Regions from separate parts of the Homo sapiens genome. Here region 2 is linked to region 1. A link is an interaction called in ENCODE POLR2A ChIA-PET data of the cell type or tissue named here. Cell type or tissue: IMR-90. All regions are shown on one strand.

Region 1 (2,500 bases):
CAGCCTCCCAAAGTGTGGGGATTACTTACAGGCGTGAGCTACCGCGCCCGGCCGCCCTGCTACTTTTGTTGTGTGCACGAACATTAATATTTCTGAAAGGGAATGTTTGGTAACTGCATGCACAGGAGGGAAGTACGTCAAACTTATTGTCAGGTTGATCAACGTATGTATTACATGCCTTTCCTGGGTAAAAGATTAGGGGTACGGAATTATTAAATCATAGTTCTTAGCTTCAGGATCTTATACTCGGGGGAAAACAGACATATTGGACAAGTGAATGTGCCTGCCAGTTTGTGCAATAGTGATATAATGGAGGCATGAACATGTTGTAAATAAATGGATGGTAAATAGCTTGAAAAAATTGTGACATGTTCTGTATGATCCCATTTTATAGAGAATATATATTCATAATCCCACTTAATATTTAAAATATTTAAAAATATATACAAAATTTAGAAGCAAGTGTATGGATATTTTATAATTGGCTAATTATAGGATTCTGGCCACATTTTAAAATTTGATTTGCAATAGTAAAACCTTTTTTGTGTGTTTAAGATATGTGATCATTGCAAAAAAGGAATTAGGTACTATGTAAGGAGGTTGTAAAGAAGAAAACGAAAATCACCAGTAATTAACTTTCTAAATGTAAGAACCATGAATGATTTTGTATCTGTCCTTTGAGGTTTTTCCCCAAGCATATGTGTGCCCTTAGAAACCAATAGTTCTGATCGTGCTATGCGTTGTTCACTTAAGGACTCCTGTTTCTTTTGTCTGTGTTAATATATTTTACTTATATCATCTTAAAGGAAATACATAATGTATATTAATTTACTTTTCCCAAGTGAAGAGGAGTTTGAAATGGAAAGCATATTTTTTCTGCTTATTCTTCTTCAACCTCAGTTTCACTCCCCAAAGGCAACCACTTTTATACTCTGCTATTTTTAGTTCCCTTTGTGGTTACTTTTATACATCTCATGATTATGCTTCTATTCTTACTCTTCCTCCTATTTCCTCTCTTGCCCTGCTACTACCTAATTTCTGGTGACTCTTCTTTAATTTTACATAGTCACAGTGAAACAGTTCTCTCCCTTTCTGAAACTGTAATTGTTATGTGCTTTGTCTTTAGCTTTTACTGAAGTGAAGACTAAAGACCAATAAATACCATTTGTTTCTGTGGCCATGTACATACCGTTTACCACAAATTCAATTAAAGGCATTGCATTCATTTTCTTCTTTTTACATCCAGTGTTACAATGTTTTTACAATTGGAGGAAGAAAATTCCTAATGTCCAACTCAAATGGGTTCACTTTTGTTACATTTTTAAAATATTTTAGAATGACTCATTCAAAAGTAGCTACTCCTGTTTCTTTCTTTCCTCTTTTTTTTTTTTTTTTTTTGGAGGCTCCAAAAAATACCATGATGGAGGAAGAGTTCCTGTTTGTTTGTTTTTTTAATTGACTTCATCAATCAATTTATTGTCTTATGTAATTTATTTTATTGCCATTGTTGTCAAGTTAAAAATGAATTTTTACCATATTCTTAAAATTACTCAGGCTCATCTATTGCACTAAGTATACTTCTTTCCAAAGAAAACCTTTCAGGATCACTTCAGCTTTCTGCTGTAACCGGGGCTGGTCACTGCCTTGATTCACTTACTGTTCAAAGAATTGTTAGGAACAATATCAGTGCATCTTGCCCTCCTGGGTTAGCTTTTTTTTTGGTATCCCATGTCTTCCATTTTTTGGTTTCAACTTCATTTTCTTATCTGGAATACATACTCAAAATTCTCCTCACAAATGGCACTTGGGTTACCAATGTTCTGAAGCTGTGCATATCTAAACATATGTATATTTTATCCTCAGGCTTGATTGATATTTTGTATGGCTGTAGAATTTTAGGTTAAGAATCTTGTAGAACTTTGAATACATCTTTATCTTGTAATGTTCAGAGTTGCTGATGAGAAGTCTGATGTCAATCTGATCCTGTATATATTTATTTGTTTCATAGATGGCCCTTGCCTTGGTTTACAGTTCTAGAAGCTGCTTGAAAGCAAGAGCTATTGCCAGGCCAGAGATAATGTCTGAATCAGGCACATAGAAGTGAAATGAGGAATTGTGAGAGACAAATTGGAGGTAGGATCTATGTGATTCTGTGTGTCTGCTTTTTTAACTTGGCTTCCATTCTTAATATTCTGCCAAACCTTAGCTGAAGCTTTTAATTCTTAATGCACATGAGGTCAGTGAGAATTACTGAGTGCCCACCATTTACTGAAGCATGGCAGAGCTGAACTGAAGGGTGTAACCCATCCAGATCTTTCAGAGGTAAAATATAATTGGCCTGAGCCTTTGACCTGTACTGACAGTTTATATTTTGAATTCTGTTGTGTTTATTTTCATCACTAAAAAGTCAGAGGATAGTCACAAGTTTTAGATAAACTAGGTATTGTTATTTTAAAGGAAAAGGGATGTCAGTTTTTGTCTGTAAGTAACATGACAAATA
Region 2 (2,500 bases), 150 kb after region 1:
AACTCAGATCTGGAGTCCTGCAACTAAGATTTATTCACTTGAGAGCTCTGCAGGGGTAAACAGAAGACTTTTCCCACTTCTTTTCTTAATATATTTTATGATGAGTGAGATTGGCTGCATGACTCAAAGATGGAAATAGGCAAAAAAAAAGTTATTAGTACTACATGAAATTAAATTATTGTTAGGGTGACTAGGCATACCTCACGGTTCATGGAGACAGTTCCAGTTTACAACTGTTGTCTTGGCAAATTATTAATAGTGTCCTTTCCACTCTCAACGTTCCTGGTTTAGAGAATAAATTTTATGGTCACCCTAGTTATTATACTTTGTTGGTGTGTTTTTTGTGTGTGTTTTGTGTTTGGTTTTGACAGCCACAGATCCCATGAAAAACATTCAACATTTGGATAATGAGACTTATAATGAGCTTCTCATCATTCTAGCACTGATGTGTACCATGAGATGCAAAAAAAAATATCTGCTTTAATCTTTTGGCTGGTATGTGGAATGAGAAGAGTTTGTAAAGCACATTTATAGATGAAGAGTCACTAGAATCTATCTCTCCTACTAACTAAATGAAATGGAAGACAGGCTAATACCAGAATTTATTTACTACCAGTATTCTTAACTAGTTCATTGGTGTCGTTAACCCATTTAACAGTCTACAGAGCCCATGGAGCCCTTTTAAAAATAGAGCTATAAATATACGTAGGAAAATATATAGGACTTCAAAGGAAATCAATTATACCGAAATGCCATTATGAATATTAAAATTGTGTGATATAGTAATAATGTGTGTCCTTCTCTATGTATCTAATAGCAAAATCTAATAGCAACTTTAATAACAGCTATAATTTGAAAGAAGAGATAACATAACATAAAATAACATAAATGATGAGATATCTAGAATAACTGTAATGTGATGTGAGAACACCTGTAGTATGTATTTGTGACAAAGTCACAGATAGTGACAAAGCCAGTGTACTTTGTGGTCTACATTCATAACTGAATGAAATGTTAAATTGCAGCCGGAGAGTAGTGAAAATGAAAATGTATTGCTTTTCTACTCAAATTCTCAGACCCTCTGAATTATGTCAAAGAACCTCTGGGTGGGTGGGGTGTCTATGAGTCTCAGAGTAAGTATCCCTACTCTAAAATAATAGTAACTGAATTTGAGAAACGTAGATCATTTTTTATACATTTTAAAGGCTGTCACAGCAAAACAGCCCAAATAAAGTAGAAGCATGCCTCTCGATAGAGTATATAAAATCAGATAGTGTTATTTAAAAAAAGCTTTTCTTCATATGCATTCAAATTTACAAATTTATGTTTTTATATCACATACATTGCAGCTTATGTAAAATGTCCTCCACTTCTATACAGAGCTATGATCTCAGCAAAAGAAAATATATAAGGCCATCCTCTTTTCATTTTACTCAATGACGCTATTCTTTCCATTTATATCTCATTGGATTCACAAACTTGACAGACCTTCTATTGTCACGTGGTAACAGATTACATCATTCAGCTAATCATTTTGGTCATTTATTGGATCAATGGTTCATAGAGGTTTGTTTATAAACTTATGTATATTTTTCCCCATTCTCAGAGTCAGGGTTACCCCTAGAGTGAATACTAGCCACACTGCTCAGCACTAGAGGGGTATGTTCTCAAGTTCCTGAAGAACCAGAAGTAGCAAGGGTAGATATTCTATGTTACCAAAAGAAGAGAGCCTCTGGTCCACATTAAATGTGGAATTAAAAATGTAAGGCAAAGTATCTGGACGAATGCAATTATAGGTTGGAAAGTGAAGCCTAATGCAGGAACCAGGACAGGCTCCATGCTTGATAACAAATGTGGCTGCAGGTATACAGGGTTCATCATGATTGGTTCCTAAAGACAGTGGTTCCAGGATCCAGTACTATTTCAAGCCAGACTTGTACAAGTCTTTCATATCAGTTTTCTGTATCCAAAATGATCATTAGCAGGTCCATGTTCTTGCCTTTCTCTTTGGAATGTGTTCATTCCTTAATGGGACAGCTGCAGGTGGGTGGGAATTCAGCAAAATAAGTGAAACAACATCAGGATTCCTTCCCATTTGCCTCCCTTTTTCCAAGTCTGCCCTGCTTTTAGGTTTGCTTGTAAATCTGATCCTCTTTGATGCTAGAATGAGACTGGGAAAAATCTGGCCAGGGCATGAACTCTATAACTGTGCATCATTTCAAATGGTTCATCTTCCCTCCCACCCCAGCATAAACAGAAGACATTGTTCACTGCTTTGGCTGCCCAGCCTACCACTGTGAGGTCCGGATACACCTCCAAATTATTCTCTTTGTGGCTAGCCACTCCCTGGTCCAGACCCAGGCTCCATTCCCAGAGAAAAAAGAAAGAAAGTCATTTTGGGGCTCAGGATGTGGAAGTATGAGGATGTGAGAGTGAGTAAGAGCATGAGGGTGGGTACAAAGGCTCGCAGTTAAATCATTGCAATCAGCCATCTCTGCCA

Evidence for each region. ChIA-PET counts read pairs that join two places held together with the same protein. Peaks named below come from ENCODE experiments on the same cell type or tissue, not always from the same donor. Only the 100,000 strongest peaks of a DNase experiment are listed, where the experiment ranks them.
Region 2: POLR2A ChIA-PET joins it to region 1 with 12 read pairs; 2 of 35 experiments call an interaction of 5 or more read pairs at or near these places.

The regions. Positions count from the first base shown.
Region 1 is chr9:78,706,601-78,709,100 of GRCh38, forward strand. No RefSeq gene overlaps it. Among named protein-coding and RNA genes, the nearest start is that of PSAT1, 410 kb to the left of the region's middle. In IMR-90, no CTCF peak of the experiment used is centred here; a DNase peak (open chromatin) is centred at 1,241; H3K4me3 peaks cover 201 bases; H3K27ac peaks cover 484 bases.
Region 2 is chr9:78,853,996-78,856,495 of GRCh38, forward strand. No RefSeq gene overlaps it. Among named protein-coding and RNA genes, the nearest start is that of PSAT1, 560 kb to the left of the region's middle. In IMR-90, no CTCF peak of the experiment used is centred here; no DNase peak of the experiment used is centred here.